Linked DNA regions of Homo sapiens: region 2 is linked to region 1. A link is a contact called in ENCODE Hi-C data. All regions are on one chromosome and are shown on one strand. Each heading gives the region's core, a stretch centred on a gene start or an enhancer-like site at or near the end of the contact. The rest is flanking DNA. Distances are from core to core; before and after follow the strand shown.

Evidence for each region. A loop is a pair of places that touch in the nucleus more often than their neighbours do. Pooled maps may share reads with other maps.
Region 2: a map of tibial artery shows a loop between it and region 1 (28-fold over the local background). The contact joins the promoter of UBE2N here to the promoter of TMTC3 in region 1. A Hi-C loop is called at or near these places in 5 of 168 maps with a recorded cell type or tissue (B cell, CD8-positive, alpha-beta T cell, naive thymus-derived CD4-positive, alpha-beta T cell and 1 more) and 12 of 50 pooled maps.

What each region holds. Positions count from the first base shown.
Region 1 is chr12:88,141,057-88,144,776 of GRCh38, reverse strand. TMTC3 (transmembrane O-mannosyltransferase targeting cadherins 3) reads right to left here and starts at 2,470. Exons shown (of 14, transcript NM_181783.4): 1 at 2,290-2,470. It overlaps CEP290 (centrosomal protein 290), which reads left to right and starts at 2,689. Exons shown (of 54, transcript NM_025114.4): 1 at 2,689-2,877; 2 at 3,443-3,571. The coding sequence starts at 3,470. RefSeq lists enhancers at 2,100-2,603, 2,410-2,849.
Region 2 is chr12:93,439,884-93,443,603 of GRCh38, reverse strand. UBE2N (ubiquitin conjugating enzyme E2 N) reads left to right here and starts at 1,657. Exons shown (of 4, transcript NM_003348.4): 1 at 1,657-1,749. The coding sequence starts at 1,720. RefSeq lists silencers at 1,252-1,711, 1,792-2,001, 2,152-2,291, 2,322-2,441 and an enhancer at 1,122-1,759.

The sequences.
Region 1 (3,720 bases), core at 1,221-3,720:
TTAGTTGACTTGTTCAAGCCAGAGCTGACTTGTTCACTGCTGTATCCCCAGTGCCTAGCACAGGAAACAGGATAAAAAATACTGTTAGAATGAGTTAAAGAATAAAATTTAGGTAAGATTTTGCTTTTAGTTACAATTGTCACTGAGATCTAGGTTACAATCTTAGCTTCATCAATTATTACTTAACTTCTATGAACTTGTTCTCACTTCTGAAAAATTAGAATAAAATTTACCATTAGAGACCAGGCACCTTGAGTTTATGAATGTGAGCAAGAGGGTGGTGGCAGAAGGGTAGAAAAGAGTAATACAGACAAACGAAACTTGTAAGTGAATACATAAAAATAAGTTATAACGAATGAAAAAAAAAACAGAAGAAAAGGTGTTAGAGAAAACAGACTTCTATTATGAAAACAAACACGCAGTAGTCAGCATAGTGTATGACATAACATGTGCTCAGTAACTATTAAATTTCATTCCTACCATTGTCAGAGGTATTTGAATCACAACAACTCCATCTTGAATAGGGGCTGGGTAAAATAAGGGTGAGACCTACTGGGCTGCATTCTCAGGATGTCTGTCAGTCATTCTAAGTCACAGGATGAGATAGGAGGTGGGCACAAGATACTGATCATAAAGACTTTGCTGATAAAACAGCATGCAGTAAAGAAGCCAGCCAAATCCCACCAAATCCAAGATGGCGAGAAAGGTGGGACGTCTGCTCGTTCTCACTGCTCATTATACACTAATTATAATGCATTAGCATCCTAAAAGACACTCCCACCAGTGCTATGACAGTTTACAGATGCCATGGCAATGTGAAGAAGTTACTCTATATAGTCTAAAAAGGGGAGGAACACTCAGATCTAGGAATGGCCTACCCTCTTCCCAGAAAACTCATGAATAACCCACCCCTTGTTTAGCATATAATCAAGAAATAACTATAACAATCCTTAGTCTACCACCTCCAATGGGGGTGTATGCACCTCCAATTCTTTCTTGGCGAGATCCAGGAGCCCTCTCCTGGGGTCCAGATCAGAACACCTTTCCAGAAACACCATCCCATGTTAAATTATGAATTAAGAACACTGAACATGAAGAATGTTTAATTCAAATTATTGAGTAAACACTTACAAAATTAAAATATAACATTTAATAAAAATAGCAAGATTGAGGAACAAGCACTTCACAAATATTGGTTTCCCAGAATGTCTGAGGAGGTGTATAGAAGTTAAGAATATGTCCTCCAGCCAGAGAGATCTGTGTTCAATCACACTATTTAAGTTACTTAGCTTCTCCAAGCCTCAGTTTCTTAACTCAGATGGAAAATGAGGACAATGTAAGCACCTATTTCACTGGATTGTAAGGAAGAATAAACAAGATAATGAATAGTATTTGGCATATAATCTTTCAGAAAAGTAGTAAAATTGTCATTCCTATAAATCTAACTAATGTCTTTAAAATTCATCTCACAAAATCAGTATCTTTTTATTTTGTACTGAGCTACTTATTTTACCCAAATTGGGGGTTTAAAAAGAAACTCATTACTTATTTTCGAAAGGAAAATTTACTGTCAAGTACAGTAATTTTTTTTTTAAAGCAGCGTTTAAAAAAAAAAAAAGACAAAGCACTGGTCCAGATAGTTGGAAATGTCATTTAGATTTAAGTCTACAGCTTCTTAGGAAAGTTAGGTAGAGATGTATCATACTCCAGCATGATTGTGAGCAGACGAGCAGGATGAGCAAAACTTGCACGAGTAAGAGTGGTAAACACCAGAGAAGGCGCTTTCATGGAAGGGCACCCTAGGTAACCAAGCAAGTGGCAACAATAGTACAGGTGAGTCCTTGGATCCCTTCTCTCTCCACCCCCGGCAGTGGTCCGGACAAGTACTAACCTCTCCTCTCTAGAGCCTTGACTTTATACTAGCTCCACAACCATCAAGCCCCACGATCCGCGAAAGGAATGGTGCTACAGGTAAGGCGGGCGGGGTCGGGATGCCGAGACCTCTTGTCAATTCTTCGCTCGCCCCCAAACGAGGATCACGGCTGCGCGGCTCTCACTCTAACTATCAAGACAGATTCTGATACTAAACAAGGCTAAAACTTTTTGTTTTTTCCTTCTTACAGAAGGCACTACCCTGGACGCCGCTTGCAAACGCCTGAAGAGAAGGCAGGGTGTTCCCACTTTTTCAGAATGGGACCAGGCCCTACGGCCCCAATAGCAGAAGCTTCTCTAACCCAGGACTGCTCCCCTCAATTCCTCCCAATATGCTGACCGACAGCTCGACCTCACCTGGGGGCGGTTCCGCCAGGGGATGGCTTAGGAAAACCTCAGGAAGAGCAGCCCAGCGAGTGACGCCACTGAAACCACAGTCATGGTCTACCTCGTTCAGGCCACCAGTTTGCAGGCGCCTGAGCCGCTGCTCCTCCCGCCTCTCGGTCCTTCCCCGCCGCCCCGGTACCGTCGCAGTCTTACGCGTTGCATGCCGGGAGCGCCTTACCTCCTCTTCTCAGGGACTTCAGTTCCCAGCATGCAGAAGCCTCAGGCAGAACTGCACTCTGGGATTTGAAGTCCTCGTTCCACGCCTTCTCATCATCCTGAACACCGAGCTCTGGGACTCCGGCGGAGAATCTAAACGTAAAGCATCACCCACGGTCGTGAACTGTAGGCTCTCCTGGCATCCGGGATCTTATTCTGGCCTTGGCGGAGTTGGGGATGGTGTCGCCTAGCAGCCGCTGCCGCTTTGGCTTGCTCGGGACCATTTGGCTGGACCCAGAGTCCGCGTGGAACCGCGATAGGGATCTGTCAGGGCCCGCGGCCGGGTCCAGCTTGGTGGTTGCGGTAGTGAGAGGCCTCCGCTGGTTGCCAGGCTTGGTCTAGGTGGGTGGATCCTTGTAAGCAGGATTAGCGAGTCACTCCACGCTCAGGTTCTTTAGCCTGAGGGCCCGTGTGCCACAGCATAGCTACCCCGCCCTTCCAGCCTCGGGTCCCTAATACTGCCTTGCTTCGGTTCCAGTTTCCGCCGCACAACTTCACTCATTCCAAATGTTAATTTCTGCGTTTTTTTTCAGCCCCAATTCTGTTTCTCCAAATCAGGGATGATTGTCGGCCTTCCACAGACCCTCGCGCTTGCCAGGATTAGGGTGTTCGCGCGCATTGTGGGTAGGGGTGTGGAGGAAGGGATCCAGAAATCTTAAGTATTAACTTAGATTAGTGTTAGCAAGGAAGCCGTCACATTTTATTTAGCCGGGACACTCTGACAGTTTGTGCCGACTGCTATTTTTGATCAAGGCTATTTTGCCCACTTGTCTATTTTGTGGCCCAATTGTCTGTTTTGCTAACATCAGAAAGTTATAATGAAATAATCTGCAAAAAATGTAAGGTGCTAGAAAACCAATAATACTGTGTACCTTGAAAATGCTAATATACACCTGTTTTGTTACAGAGGTGGAGCACAGTGAAAGAATTCAAGATGCCACCTAATATAAACTGGAAAGAAATAATGAAAGTTGACCCAGATGACCTGCCCCGTCAAGAAGAACTGGCAGATAATTTATTGATTTCCTTATCCAAGGTGCTTAATTGGTCAATAATAATAGATATATACATTAACTTATGATTAATTTATTAATAAAATATGAATTTATTTTTTTCAGGGACAACTATAATTGTCACAATCTGGAAGTGTTCTTATATTTTGCTTGAAGGTTATAAAATATAAAA
Region 2 (3,720 bases), core at 408-2,907, 5.3 Mb before region 1:
ATTCTGAAAAGTATCTTTGTCCAGTTTCATTTACTTTTGCAGATTCTTCTAGTCACAGAACCACCTATTGCAGACTTCTGGTTATTTGAAATTCTCATTATTACCTCTGAACCTTGGCTTCTCATCTAAAACGTTCTGTTAATAATAGAGACTACTTCATCTGTTTCATAATTGAATGATGTATTAAATTTATTAACCATTTAGCATCGTGCCAGCACAAAATATTTCTTATTGTTCTTAGTAGGTTTCTTGTATTCAGAGTTCCAGTTTCTTTAGTGCACTATTTTTTCTCTCTCATAGCTCAATGCCATTTCACAGGCCATTTCCTATGCTTGGCATACTCTTCCCTACAAGGTCAGGTAGGTTCTTACTCATCATTGAGGACTTCACTTATTTAAGAAGGCTTCCCTGAGTTCTCAAGCAGTTAATGCCTCTCTGCTAAAATAGCACCTTGGAGGAACCTGTATTACAGACAGCCCTTAACACATTGGATTGTAACTAATTGTTTACTGGTCTCTCTTCTCCATTGGAATCTAAGTTCCTGGAAGGCACGGTCAGTCTTGTCTTCATTTATTCACCATCTACTGTCTGTTAGTGTGCTAGGAAACACTGTGGTTAAGTAGTTAAGGGCCAGGTCTTGGCGGATCTGCCTGGGGACAAAACAGCTCCTTGGAAAAGGTTAACTATCTAAGCCTCATTTGTAAAATGGAAACAACACCTCCTCACGATTGCTGTGAAGATGAAGTAAAGTGCTTGCAAACAGTCCATCACACAGCAAACCATCCGTCATCAGGATAAAACGCTTCCCCAACAATTCAATTTTCGGGCACCCCCACTCTAATTCTCTCATAGGACCTCGCACTCTATAGGTAATCTCTGCTTTACGGATTACTCTGGGTTCTTTAAACCTCTCCTTGGTCATTCGTCCTGTTAACAATTCTGAGTCTCAACCTTTAGGTCTAGGCGTTCAGAACCATTCTTCCCGCCTCCAACTCGCTCCAAACCCTTTTCCTTCAGCCTACCCTGGGCCTAGGGGCGTGTCAGAGGTCCGATTTATACAATTTAAACATCAAAACTCCCCCAACAGCGTGTGAGTAACTGGAGAGACCCCCAGTCAGAGCTTTGCCACCGAGTTTCGGTCTTGCCCTCCCTTTGAGGAAGGAGCAAGACGATGAGCCCCACCTCAGTCGTTCACTGCAGAGCCAGCAGGGAACGCGCGCAATGCAGGCTGAGCTGAAAGAACGAACGCGTGAGCTGAAAGAACGAACGCGTGAATGAATGAATGGGATACGTCGTAGGCCAGGCCTCTGTTACGTCGTCCACCGGCGCGGGCGTGGCCACGGTTAAGAGAGACGCGCGCGCAGTCGCGCGCGGGTCGTGCCGTACCACCGTCGCGGGCAGGCTCGGCCACGAGCGCCAGAGCCCCGCGCCTCCCCTCGCGGCCTGTCCCAAGTCCCTGCCCCGCAACAGAGCGTCACTTCCGCCATCCCCGGCAGCGGTTGGGGCGGGGCGCACGGGGGAGGGGGCCAGGTCGGAGGGAAGCCCGCCCGTGCCCGAGCCCGCGCCCGAGCAGGGACTACATTTCCCGAGGGGCCTCGGCGGCGGCTGCGGCGACGGGCGCGGCAACGTCCCCCGGAAGTGGAGCCCGGGACTTCCACTCGTGCGTGAGGCGAGAGGAGCCGGAGACGAGACCAGAGGCCGAACTCGGGTTCTGACAAGATGGCCGGGCTGCCCCGCAGGATCATCAAGGTAACCGCCCAGGCCGGCCTCCAGCTCTTCGCTCTGCTCTCGTCGGCTCAGCTGGGCAGGCAGCGCGGCCTCTCGCCTCCTTCGGCCCGCGGCCCGCTCTGGGAGGCCCGAGGCGGCGCGGAGAGGGGTTGGCCGCGGCGGCGAGGGAAGTCGGGTGCTGAGGAGGGGGCGCCGGGGAGACTTCCGGCCGCGGCGGGGCAGCCGGACAGCGGGGACCCGGGGCTTCCAGGCGGCTGCCCGGCGGGCCAGGGAGTGCTGTCCCACGCCCCGGCGGAGGGTGGGGCGGCAAGGCTGGGGGTCTCTGGGCTTGGGCGCGGGCCTCCATAGCTTCTGAGACCACCCCCCCGCCGGAGGCCGCGGGCGCGCGGGAATCGCGGCGGGGCTCGGGCGCCTGGTGGGGATTGTGGCCCGACAAGGTCCCTCGGCAGCCAAGCCCCTCTTCTCCGCCCCGACGGGGCCGCGGAGGTGCGGCAACCGCGGGTGCAGAATGAATGAACCGGGAGGGTCAGGCCGGGCGGGGCCCTGCGCCCCGGGAAGTGGCTCTGGGAGGCCCGCGCGTCCTGCCGCGGTCAGCACATGCTCGCCCCTGGTTGCCGCGGCTGCCTGGGTCCCGGGACGTGGGGGCCCCGCGCCCCGCTGCCCTTGCTTCCGCGATCTCTCTCTTCTGAATACGTTTCCGCTCGTTTATCTCTGCGAAGTGATTTTACTCTGGTTGGCAAACTCTTTCAGAGCTGTTCCGAGGAAATAGTTTTAACACAAGGCTGGGGGAGGGCCGCAGTTATGGGGGATTCTCTTTCTCTCTCCTCTTCTCTCCTCTCCTCTCTTTTTCGTAGATATGAGGCCTCGCTATAGTGCCCAGGCGGCTTCCAAAACTCCTGGCTTCAGAGATCTTCCTACCTTGGCCTCTGTGGGGGATCTCGTGAAATCTTTTGCCCCTCAATTTTGTGCGTTTTAATTATTAATTGGCTGTTTATGAATACTGTGTTTTGACAAGTATGTATGGAACCATGACATTTTCGATTCTTTGATTTTGTAAAGTCTTAAGGAAATATCGACAAGTCTTCAGACGTGAGATATTCCTTGTCATCACAACAACTAAACCTTAAATTTTTGTGTCGGTTTTTATGAAGGAAATTAGTTGCACATTTATGTGACTAAATGCGCCAGTTAAAGTGACTCAATTGCAGCATCATTTTGCTTGATATAACCTGGTGAACGTGTATGTTAATCTTGCTCATTCTTGTGAAATCTGTGGGGAGATGCATACTAAGTGGAAGACCTGTTAGGCTTCGAGGATGATGTACTGTATACTGCTTCATCCAATTGCATTTAAATATATCTGAGATGAGGGAGATGTCACTGACCTAAGGGTGCTGATGTAGAGAAATAAGACGTTTTTGTATGGTAGAAATTCTTAGAAATGAGAGAAGTAGAACAGATTGTCAGGGAGCACTGGAGTCTAATAATGTGAATCTTCATAGTCCGAAATTTGTTGTGTGTGGATTTATCTAGGATTCTGTCCAAGGAGTTTTAATTGTCATATGTATTGGCAGGTCCGTACAACGTGGTTTTAGTTATAATGCAGTCACATGGTCCCCAAAGGTCATGTTTATTGAGGCCCCAGTTGAAAAATGAATAGGGAGTGATAGAGCCATACATCAAATATCCTTGTTTTCGTTGTTACTTAGGTTATTGACTAAGTACATAATGCAAGTTGACATTCATGATAATTCTCTGAAATACATAGTGAACTAAACATTTAACACGCATTTTTCTATTTTTGATTATGAAGATATGCCCAGTAATATGAAAGCCTTGGATGAAAAAATAAATTCTGTGGAACCTTGTTTATAAATTTACAGAAATGGTTTAAGGCAATAAGTTGAAGTCCTCATGATTCAATCCATTTGGCACACAGTAATTTACACTGGGCATTTACATTTTGCTGTTGAAACTAAGACAGTAACTCAT